Linked DNA regions of Homo sapiens: all the other regions are linked to region 2. A link is a contact called in ENCODE Hi-C or POLR2A ChIA-PET data. All regions are on one chromosome and are shown on one strand. Each heading gives the region's core, a stretch centred on a gene start or an enhancer-like site at or near the end of the contact. The rest is flanking DNA. Distances are from core to core; before and after follow the strand shown. Region 1 holds the start of PRAC1 (PRAC1 small nuclear protein). Region 2 holds the start of NFE2L1 (NFE2 like bZIP transcription factor 1). Region 3 holds the start of SNF8 (SNF8 subunit of ESCRT-II).

The links. Hi-C counts contacts between places; a loop is a spot of excess contacts on that map. ChIA-PET counts read pairs that join two places held with the same protein, here RNA polymerase II (POLR2A). Pooled maps may share reads with other maps.
Region 1: a map of breast epithelium shows a loop between it and region 2 (12-fold over the local background). The contact joins the promoter of PRAC1 here to the promoter of NFE2L1 in region 2. A Hi-C loop is called at or near these places in 1 of 168 maps with a recorded cell type or tissue (breast epithelium). POLR2A ChIA-PET finds 5 or more read pairs at or near these places in 2 of 52 experiments (A673 and endothelial cell of umbilical vein).
Region 3: a loop to region 2 is called in a pooled map, with 7 times the contacts of the local background. The contact joins the promoter of SNF8 here to the promoter of NFE2L1 in region 2. A Hi-C loop is called at or near these places in 7 of 50 pooled maps. POLR2A ChIA-PET finds 5 or more read pairs at or near these places in 3 of 52 experiments (Caco-2, endothelial cell of umbilical vein and naive thymus-derived CD8-positive, alpha-beta T cell).

Annotation. Positions count from the first base shown.
Region 1 is chr17:48,720,247-48,723,836 of GRCh38, reverse strand. PRAC1 (PRAC1 small nuclear protein) reads left to right here and starts at 1,319. Exons shown (of 2, transcript NM_032391.3): 1 at 1,319-1,519; 2 at 1,938-2,118. The coding sequence starts at 1,445. The coding sequence ends at 2,036. PRAC2 (PRAC2 small nuclear protein) reads right to left here and starts at 652. Exons shown (of 2, transcript NM_001282275.2): 1 at 524-652. RefSeq lists enhancers at 343-858, 859-1,373.
Region 2 is chr17:48,046,892-48,050,913 of GRCh38, reverse strand. It overlaps NFE2L1 (NFE2 like bZIP transcription factor 1), which reads right to left and starts at 2,555. Exons shown (of 6, transcript NM_003204.3): 1 at 2,452-2,555; 2 at 1-307. NFE2L1-DT (NFE2L1 divergent transcript) reads left to right here and starts at 2,861. Exons shown (of 2, transcript NR_170231.1): 1 at 2,861-3,289; 2 at 3,944-4,022. It also overlaps a transcript of COPZ2 not described here. RefSeq lists a silencer at 2,146-2,425 and enhancers at 1,976-2,577, 2,836-3,075, 2,578-3,179, 3,146-3,335, 3,180-3,783.
Region 3 is chr17:48,943,466-48,946,955 of GRCh38, reverse strand. SNF8 (SNF8 subunit of ESCRT-II) reads left to right here and starts at 2,114. Exons shown (of 8, transcript NM_007241.4): 1 at 2,114-2,275; 2 at 2,981-3,031. The coding sequence starts at 2,222. RefSeq lists a silencer at 2,172-2,401.

The sequences.
Region 1 (3,590 bases), core at 70-2,569, 670 kb before region 2:
AAGTGGATTTTATTAGGCCTCCAGAAGCCGAATAAGGGAGTAGTGGCGCAATGCGTAGAAACTACCTCCGGAAGCTCTTTTTGAATCTCGGTTCCAGCACCCGCAACGCAGAGCGCGAACCTGAGGCTCCATCTTTCGGGTTTTACTCCGGCTGGCTAGCGCTTCCGGGAACCCTGCGAGGCCGCCGCCAGCCGAGAATCCGCCCCGCCTTCCCTGCAGGCGATCCCTACTCCAAATAGTAGTTCCCGGGCCGGAAGCTGGAAAGCCCTCGAAGCAGGAAAAAGCCTCATCCAGGCCCCCCAGTTCTCGGGAGCAGCTCCAGCTTTCCTTCCCCAACCTAGAGCAAACTTCTCTTCCCTGCAGCTCCCCTCCCCCCCTTCATTAAAGTTATATTGAAGGTGCTAAGTGCTGCACTCTAATTGGGTTTCCTTCAGGGGAGACCCTGTGCCCCCCGGCCCCAACCCGTCCTGTCTAATAGAAATCCCCGAGCTGCAACCGCGAATTAAATAGATGAACTCGTTACCGTAAACTTGCAATAAAGCCCGGAGGCGACTGCTGCGGAGGGGGCAAAAGAAGGTTTCGTTGTTTTTGAAATTTATACCATTCTCACCCTCCCGAACAGTCGCTCTCCAGGGAAGAGGGGAGAAAGCTCGGGAGCGGCCCCGGGCCTCTAGCCCAAAAGCAGGACACCCCGCCCCTCCCCCCAGGCACTGGCCTGGGCCTGAGACAGATTTAAAACATCCAATGAGGAACCGATGCCAGCCTTTCTTCCTCTCTCCCTACCAGTTAGTTCTGTGTAGAGGGGATGAGGGGGAGGGGACGAAGTGGTCGGGGGAGAGTGAGGGAAAGAATTCCACCATTACCTTCTCTCCTCCCCTAAACTGCCCCCGAACTGGGAGGTGCACAGGGGGCAGCAAAAGAGTTTAATCGCCCCTAGAATAATGCTGGCGCCCAGCCTGGGGGGAGGGTCAGGGACTTTGCCATTGAACTTGAAGTTCCAGGCTGGTGGTCTCCACCGCCCCCGCCCCCATTTTCCTAAAAGTTTTATGGGAAGAGGGAGGAAGGTGAGGGGAAGAGAGGACTTCTCTGGCCTTGGGAAAGAGGGAGGAAGCCAATCAGGGGAGGAAGGGCCACAGCAACCAGGAGGTCCAGGGAGATTCGGAGGTTTGCGGGGAGGCGAGGAGGCTGCTGGGAGGAGACACTCCAGCTTTCGCCCCTACTTGCAGCTATGAGGTGGGGAGCCACCAACCGCAGGCCTTCTTACTGAGCCCCGCCCCAGACTCTACAGGGAGAGGGGCACCCAGTGCTGTGCTCCCGTCCTTCCTCTCCTAGCCTAAGGCGTGCAAACAGAGCGCCACTGGGAGGCTGAAACCTTTAGGCCGATGCTTGCTTGCAAGGTCAGGCAAGCTGGATTCTGGTCCCCACCTTTGCAGAGAGAACAGCGATGTTGTGCGCCCATTTCTCAGATCAAGGACCGGCCCATCTTACTACCTCCAAGAGTGCTTTTCTCTCTAATAAGGTAAACTGATCGGTGGGCCAAGGGCGTTATCGACGGATCGCTCAGTATGGTAGCTGCATCAGGAGGCCCTGGGAGAGGGTCTCCCAGGAATTTGGGAGCCTTCAGAAGTTTTGGGAAACAAGGGAAGGGTGAGCAGCAGGCTTTCACCGATACCACCTGGCGGGAGCACCTACTCGCGGTTCCTGGAGAGACCGGCAGCCGCCCTGGGCAGAAAGGGACAAAGAAAATGTTTCGCAGCACGCGGGACCTGCAGGACCTAGGCGGGGGAGAGGCTTGGGAGTGGGAACTAGCACCCGCTGTAAGGTCTGCCATAAGACTTAATGTTTGTCTCCAATGGGATGGAGTCCTGGCATAAGCAAAATTAATATTGATAACGTTATTATTATTTAAAATTTGTAAATATTGTAAAATATTTTAGAAAACATCTACTTTGAAACATCTACTGGGCGAGACCAGGAGTGATGGCTCAGCCTGTAATTCTGGAATTTCGGGAGGCCGAGGCAGGAAGATTCCTTGAGCACAGGAGTTCCAGACCAGCCTGGGCAATGTAGCAAGACGCTGTCTCTATTTATACAATAAAATTTTTTTAAAAAAGGAAACTGGGTGAAAGTTAACTGTGATTATAACAATTTTTCTTTTTTAAACTAACTCATCCTTAAGGCAAAAGCTCTGGGCCTTAAAAAAATAAAAACGGGCCAGGCATAGTGGCTCATGGCTGTAATCCCAGCACTTTGGGAGGCTGAAGTGGGCAGATAACTTGAGGCCAAGAGTTTGAGATCAGCCTGGCCAACATAGTGAAAACTGTCTCTACTAAAAATACAACAATTAGCTGGGCATGGTGGCTCACACCTGTAATTCCAGCTACTCAAGAGGCTGAAGCACAAGAATTGCTCGAACCTGGGAGGTGGAGGTTGCAGTGAGCTGAGATTATGCCATTGCACTCCAGCCTATGTGACAGAGTGAGACTCTGTGACAAATAATAATAATAATAATAATTGCACCTTTTTCTCTGGGCCCCTGGCTTCCTTATTCCCTTTCCTGCACCCTCTCAGAAGCTCTGCCTTGCCAAGTGTGGGATCAATGCCACAGCAGGCATGTGTGCGCACAGGGGCTCTGGGTCCAGTACAGAAGCAGGCTGGGGACCACATGCTCACATCTTCAGCCAACCACTGATATTGCCAAGTCATTGGTCTTGGGGTGGGCACAGTAATCCACAAAAACACTCAGGACTCACCTAACTCTCTTCTCCCCACAGCTGGCTCCTTCCCTGCCAGTTCCCCCTCCCATAATGACAAAACCCACAATTGAGTGAGCACTTTATAACCTAAAGAAATTGAAACTAAGAGGGTAAGTTACTTGATCTGGGTCCCAAAACAGGAGCGCTTAACCTCTACCACCAACTGAAAAAATAGAAAGCCCAGGGACTCCTCTATTGTCAACATACCTCTCCCTGCAAGGCCCTTCAGACACTAACAAGCACCTGCTTCCATCCGGAGTCACCCAGCTGAGATCACACAGGTGCACCCAAACACCCTAGACCCAGCCCCTCCTCAGGCACTGGACAGATCTGCATATATGCAAACAGGGGATTAAACACGTGTGGACATTTTTGTCAACCAACTACTCATTAATTGAGTATGCAAAATCTTCCACTAGGGGTGGAAGACAGGAGGAAAGAGTTGGAAATATGCTCTCCCTTCCCACCAGGCCTGACTCCTATGCTGGTAAATCTTGGGTCTGCAGCTTCCCCATATGTGACCTGAGGCCAGAGGATTTTATTCCATGACCAAATGACTACAATCAGAACAAATGGGGAACAGGACGGGGAACAGGGAAAGAGAAAGATACACACACACACAGACAAGCAAGGCTTCTGGGAGTCTTCCCTGGAGAAGATGCTTGGAATATCAAATCCGGGAGGGAAGATGTGAACAAAACTCGGAGGAGGCCAGAAAATGCAGGTCGCGGTGGATAGAAGGACGGTGCGGATCCTTACTCCGGGTGAGCTAGAGCTGGCCAGGCAGAGAGCAGGGGCATCTCACAGGGTCCTGGACCCCCAGGCGAAGCCTGG
Region 2 (4,022 bases), core at 1,306-3,805:
CAGACCACATTCACTTTCCCTTCTCGACACCTCACCTCTGAAAGTACAACTGTTCCTAACCCAGTCCAGGTCCTCAAGGGCCCACGTGACTTACTTTCTCCACAGTCCACATACAGTCACTTCCTCACTCACATTAGTTGTCCTCTCTGTAGATTCCAATGCAGGCTGTTCTCAGGAACAGCTGATGGATTTTTTTTTTCCTTCTCCCTCCTAAGGTTTATTTTCTTTGGCTGGAGCTACAGGCCTTTCGTCTTGGGTCAGAGTGTCCCGCCTCCTCCACACTTACCAGGGGGGTTTCCAGAGAAACCTGAAATGGGAATCACAAAAGCAACAGGATAAGATTCCATACTTTTCACATCATGATCAGGGTAGGAAAACCTTCACAGTAGAAGGTAGAAAACACATTCAAAGGACACTTTCACTTTTTTTTTTTTTGAGACAGAGTCTCACTCTGTCGCCCAGGCTAGAGTGCAGTGGCGTGATCTGTGCTCACTGCAACCTCCACCTTCTGCATTCAAGCGATTCTCCTGCCTCAGCCTCCCAAGTATCTGGGATTACAGGCGCCTGCCACCACGCCCTGCTAATTTTTGTATTTTTAGTAGAGATGGGGTTTCACTATGTTGGCCAGGCTGGTCTCAAGCTCCTGACCTCAGGTGATCTGCCCGCCTCGGCCCCCCAAAGTGCTGGGATCACAGGCGTGAGCCACTGTGCCTGGCCTAAAGGCCACTTTTACAGGAAGAAAGGACTACTTACACTCTCAGAAAAAAAACCCAAAATATAGCAACCGATCATAGAAGAACTATCAAAGAAAGCTACTGATCACGAATGATCTCAGTTACTGAATATTAAATGTGCAATATCCTAAAATGTAGCTTGGTTTGAATAAGCAGACAATAACCAGGTCATCCAAAATATCTTACACCTTTGTTTTATTTACCAGCCCTCCTCCCCCACTACAGGCGCATTACCCAGCTTCTATTTTCACATGAGAAGCCCATTTCCTGTCTTAAAAGTAAAGCTGGATTTTCACCCCTCGGGAGAAAACCACCCATAACAGTTGTCTTTTCTCAGTTCAAAAAGGCAAGATTATTAAACAGTGAGAGTGTGGAAGGACAAAAGGACAATGTTCAGGCCACCACTTCACCCAGAAGAAGAATGCCTTTTGTTTTCTGAACTTTGAAATCTGATTTCCCTTTCCTATCCTCACAACTTACAAAAGAAAAAAAAGGAAAAGGGCCGACGCCTGTAATCCCAGCACTTCGGGAGGCCGAGGAGGGCGGATCACCCGAGGTCGGGAGTTTGAGACCAGCCTGAACAACATGGAGAAACCCCATCTCAACTAAAAATACAAAAATTAGCCGGGCGTGGTGGCGCATGCCTGTAATCCCAGCTACTCGGGAGGCTGAGACAGGAGAATCGCTTGAACCCAGGAAACGGAGGTTGTGGTGGGCCGATATCGCGCCACTGCACTCCAGCCTGGGCAACAAGAGCAAAACTCCGTCTCAAAAAAAGAAAAAAAAGAAAGAAAAGAAAAGGAAAGAAAAAAAGGAGAGGGATGGTGGGGGCCCTACTACGCAGGACTATTCCGTCCAGAATTTGCATAGGCAGGTTTTATTTTCATTCATATGACCTTCTGAGCCAAAGCAGAAGGATATGGCCACGTTCTCTAGCCAGACTGCCCAGTGCAGAGGAAGTAAATCTGTTTCTGGTCTCCACTTTTGAGCTTCCATTAATGTCACAAACCAAGACATACCGCCTCTCCTCTCCTGCGTTGTGACCCATCTACCAACTTCATTCTACAGGGGGAGAGCGAGCTATACGTACACACACGAACGTGCGCACACACACACACTCACACTCCCTCTCTCTGGTCAGAGTAAACACAATTGCGACCCAGAATTCCTGCTTACGCTACCCTCCCGTTCTCACGCAATTTATTACTAAAACCTCCCAGGAGCCAATTAAGTTCGAGGAACCGGACAAAGTCCCTTAAAAATCAAGTAGGTGCAGGGCCCATAGCCTGAGGCTGGTCCCACCCTGCCCGGATACCCGAGTCCGGCTGAGACCAAGTCGCCATGCCCACTCTCGGCGCCGGAGCTTCTAGCCTCCAGGGGCGGCCAGCGAACAAGTGCTACTTCCCTGGCCTTGACCCACCCTTACAGCAAACCCCACCCCGCCCTCCGTCCCGATGGCCCCACCCCACTCCCAAGTCCAGGCCTCACACCACGCCTTCTCGTGCCCTCAACCCTGCCCAGTCCATCCCACCCCGGAGCCAGCTTTCCTCTCGGCCCCGCGCGGGGCCCCTCCCTGTCAGGCCCAGGGCCGGGCTCTGGCGGGAACCCCGCTCGGCCCCCGCCTCCTGCACCTCAGCACCATCCCGTCGCCCCATAAGCCTCGGCCCCGCGGCGCTGCAACCCTCCCTTCTGGGAAAGGAATGTGCCCGATACCCACTGCTTAGCTCGGCGTCCGCCGCTGCCTCCACAGCAGGCCCTAAGCCCGAGTCCCGGCCTCGCCGCCGCCACCGCCGGCCGGCCTAGAGCTCGGAGCCTCCGCTTACCTCCCCGCCCCCTCCTGCTACCGCACTCGGAAACCCGCCCGCCGCAAACACCCTAGGAACAGTTTCTCCAATCAACGAGCCGAGGCCGGGGCCGTCGACGGATGTCCCTCTGATTGGCAGCAGAGAGGGCCCAATGGCTGAGTGTACCTCCTCATCCCCGGACCTGATTTCCCAAGACTGACATAATTCCCGGCCCAATGAGTACCTAGGCCCGCCCCGCGGTATGGACCCACCAATGAGGAGGGCGAAGGCCCTAGTGTCTGGCATTCTGGGCCCCTCGGCCGCGCCTTCGCGGCGGGCGATGTTAGTGGGCTTGGGCGTTGGGTGAAGTATCCAGGTTGGGCGCTTCCAGCGCTTTCTGTGGCGGGGGAATGAAGGCCTAGGTCAGGGAATAGGAAGGTGTATCGCCGCCAGAGTGCGGAACACCCTCGCCTTGAGGGTTCCCACAGTGACTTGCAAAAGTCTAGTGAGACCCGAGAATGCTGAGGCGGGACACGAAGCATGTGGTTCTTGTGGTTGCGACGCTCGTGCCGCCATCTTGGGTGCTGGCGGCGGAAACCGGTACCCCAACTTCCCCTCGGTGCGAACCTGGAGAAGCCACCCCAGCTGTGAGGGACGGTTGCGCCTCATGGCCCAGGCAAGGGTACCTTCGCTGGAGCAGTACCGCGGACGGATATCATGAGGGTGGTGGGACGTTGGCGGAACGTTGGCGGAACGTTGGCGGTGTGAGAGGTGTGGGGTAATGGCGATTTTTGTCATGGTAGAAACAGCCCAAAGGACCCCCCTCGTTTGGCCTCCCACGCAGCTTAGTCTTGCTTTTTTAGGGATGTTTCTCATTTTTTAATTTCTCCAGTCCCATCTGGTTATATTGCCAAAACATGTTTGTGACTCTCAAACGTTAGTTTACTCCCAGCATCACTTGGGGAGCTTGCTAAGCTACGAATTCCGAGGTCCCACTGGAGAGTCTGATTTAATGACCCTGGAGTGGCGGCCGGATAACCTGCCTGCTGGGGTGATTTTAACGCAGCTGATGCGAAGACCCCATTTAGGGAATCATTGGGTTGGCGTTTGCAATGCGTTCCTCCCAGCTATAGGACAAAGAGGTGTCAACTCAACTGTGTCTTCTTAGAAGAGCCCATTATTTATAGGTGAGTCATTAGTCCCTGTACAACTAAGGACAAGGCCAACTGATAACTCAGTAAATAATCGAGTCCATTTTGTGCTTGCGAGTTAGGGGCTTAATTTGGGGTGGTTTGCAGATTAAGTACTTTCACTGCATATAATAAACGTACACCAGCAAACCACTCATGGAATTCTTAAAAAAACTTCTGAGCTAGTTTACCAGTTTCAAAGACTAATTCAGAGAGCATGTTTTACCTATTCTAGGCTGGACTGGAACTCCTGGACTCAAGCGATCTTTCCATTTATCAGGGACTACTGACGCGTGTCTCCCAATAAATACCTG
Region 3 (3,490 bases), core at 865-3,364, 900 kb before region 2:
GGGATTACAGGCATGTGCCAGCACGCCTGGCTAATTTTGTATTTTTAGTAGAGAAGGGGTTTCTCCATGTTGGTCAGCCTGGTCTTGAACTCCCGACCTCAGGTGATCCATCCGCCTCGGCCTCCCAAATTGCTGGGATTACAGGCATGAGCCACGACGCCCAGCTGAGTTTTCTTTTCTTTGCTTTTTTTTTTTTTTTTTTTGAGATGGAGTTTCCTTCTGTTGCCCAGGCTGGAGTGTAATGGTGTGGTCTTGGCTCACTGCAACCTCGGCCTCCCGGGTTGAAGTGATTCTCCTGCCTCAGCCTCTCAAGTAGCTGGGATTACAGGTGTGAGCCAACACATCTGTCTACTTTTGCATTTTTTTTAGTAGATAGAGGGTTTTACCATGTTGGCCAGGCTGGTCTCGAACTCCTGACCTCAAGTGATCCACCTGGGTCAGCCTCCCAAAGTGCTGGGATTACAGGCGTGAGCCACCGCGCCCGTGCTACTTTCATTTTCAATAAATCCCTTAATTCCTTCCTTGCTTTGTTTGTGCGTTTTGTCCAGTTGTTTGTGCAAAACCCCAAGAACCTGGAACACCCTCCACCGTTAACATATTTTGGCGAGCCAGCCAGGAGGAAAATGTAAGCCCAAAGTTTGGGATTTATTTTCCCCCTTTTTCCTTTTCCTTTCTACTCCATAAAGGGGAATCTCTCCCTCTCTCTGTCTTCCTTTCCAACCCAGGACCGTTGGTGGGCAGCGCCCAAACATGGAAGCAACTGCAGGTTTTTGGCCATGGCCAGTGAAACTAAGGGGTTTCCATGTGGAGAAGCCTAACTACCACCTCCTGGTTCGCTTAAGGAACCTGGGTCTTTTTCGTTTTTTTCCTTTTTTTTTTTTTTTGAGATGGAGTCACTCTGTCACCGAGGTTGGAGTGCATTGGCAAGATCTCTGCTCACTGCAACCTCTACCTCCCAGGTTCAAGGAATTCTCTGCTACAGCCTCCCGAGCAGCTAGGATTACAGGCACCAGCCACCACGCCCGGCTAATTTTTTGTATTTTTAGTAGAGACGGAGTTTCACCATCTTGGCCGGGTTGGTCTTGAACTCCTGACCTCGTGATCCACCCGCCTCGGCCTCCCAAAGTACTGGGATTACAGGTGTGAGCTACCGCGCCCGGCTACAGATGACTGATTTTATCTCAAACAATGAATAACAATCATAAATGATATTTATTTGTGTGCCAGGCATTGCACTATATAATTTACTGCTTTTTTTTTTTTTTTTTTTTTTTTGAGACGGAGTCTCGCTCTTGTTGCCCATGCTGGAGTGCAATGGCGCGATCCTGGTTAACTGCAACCTCCGCCTCCTGGGTTCAAGCGATTCTTCTGCTTCAGCCTCCCGAGTACCTGGGATTAGATGCGCACCACCACGCCCTGCTAATTTTTTTGTATTTGTAGTAGAGACGGGGTTTCGTCTTGTTGACCAGGCTGGTCTCGAACTCCTAACTTCAGGTGATCCGCCCGCCTCAGCCTCCCGAAGTGCTGGGATTACAGGCTTGAGCCACCGCGTCAGGCCATGAGTAGGTATTATTCTATTTCACTACAGCGGATAGTGAAACATAAAGACATTAAAATAATTTGTCTTAAGTTCCTGGACCATATGTAGTGGAACTGAGCTTTGTAGCCAGGCAATCTGTCTTCAGAGTTCAACTTAACTTCAAGGCGCTTGGTAGTCAGAATCCTTTGTATGTGATTCCAACAGGTTAACTCCTTTAGGGCAGAGGGCTGTTTTATGCTCAATATGGAACCTTGGATGGCCAACACAGCGTGTGGCACGTAGGAGGTGGTCCAGGGGCATTTGATGACCTCCAGGCAGTGGAGAGGCAGTCGAGGAAGACCAGGGCCCCAGGCGCCTACGTGGGTGGAATGCACAAGGTTGGCCTTGGCTGCCGGGGCTCCATGTCCCAGCACTAGCCAAGGAGGGCCTCAGCCGCGCTTGAATACTCGTGCTTTCCTCGCCGCGAGGCTTTGCGAATCTTGGCCACTAGCTAAAGGCGGGGTCGCCGGGCCGGTAGGAACTGGAGACACTCAGCCTCGCGGCAGGAAATGCGGCTCGTGGCTTCCGGCGCGTGCAGATGACGCGCGGCTCGGGCTTCCGCCTTGGGGAGCCGGCGGCGGAGTCCGGGACGTGGAGACCCGGGGTCCCGGCAGCCGGGCGGCCCGCGGGCCCAGGGTGGGGATGCACCGCCGCGGGGTGGGAGCTGGCGCCATCGCCAAGAAGAAACTTGCAGAGGTGAGCAGGAAGAAGGCCGACCCACAACCTGCCCCTGACCCGTGCGAGACTGAATTGTCCCGGAGCAGTGTCCTACCCGTTAATCACCTCCCAACAGAATCTGAGACTGGCTTCTCGGCCCCGGGACACAGAATTTCTCCAGCTTCCGGTGGATTGGCAGCGTTCCCAGATGCCCAGCCCTTTCTCCCATTTACCCAAGTTTAACTACAAATGGGATTCTACTCACAAATCTACAGTCGTCGATTCTACTCCTTCACCCTATCCTTCTCCCTAAGAAAACAATTTACAGAGATCCTCCTCTTTTCATCCCAAAGCTGTGGCAGCACAAATGGGGGAACCCAGCGCCCACTCTGTGTTTTTTTGTTTTGTTTTGTTTTTTGAGACAGAGTCTTGCTCTGTCGCCCAGGTTGGAGTGCAGTGGCGCGATCTCGGCTCACTGCAACCTCCACCTCCAGGGTTCACGCCGTTCTCCTGCCTCAGCCTCCTGAGTAGCTGGGACTACAGGCGCCCACCACCACGTCCGGCTATTTTTTTGTATTTTTAGTAGAGACGGGGTTTCACTGTGTTAGCCAGGATGGCTCGATCTCCTGACCTCGTGATCCGCCCGCCTCGGCGTCCCAAAGTTCTGGGATTACAGGCGTGAGCCACCGCGCCTGGCCTCCAGCGCCCACTCTCTTAACTTATGCTGGTCTCTTTGTCTGACAGGCCAAGTATAAGGAGCGAGGGACGGTCTTGGCTGAGGACCAGCTAGCCCAGGTAAGTCGGTTGGGGGGCCCCAGGCAGGGAGGGAGACCTAACCAGGTCTGGCCAAGACACCTTGGATACGAACTTGATTGTGTAGATTGAACTAGAAATAGGGTGTTTGGCAAATTTTGATTTCTGAGCCGCTGAGATCTTTTAGGTGACTTGCTAATAACAATAATGGCTAACATCTTTGAGTGATTACATGCTTGTAACGTCCCAGGCATTTGTCTATTTTCTTTACATAGACTGTCTTGTTCAATCCTCATTACAGTCCCATAAGGAAGGAACCCTATTATTCTGAGGTGTTTGTTTGTTTGTTTGTTTGTTTTTTGAGGGAGTCTTGCTCTGTTGCCCAGACTGGAGTACAGTGGCACGATCTCGGCTCACTGCAGCCTCCGTTTCCTGGGTTCAAGTGATTCTCCAACCTCAGCCTCCCGAGTAGCTAGAACTACAGACATGCGCCACCACGCC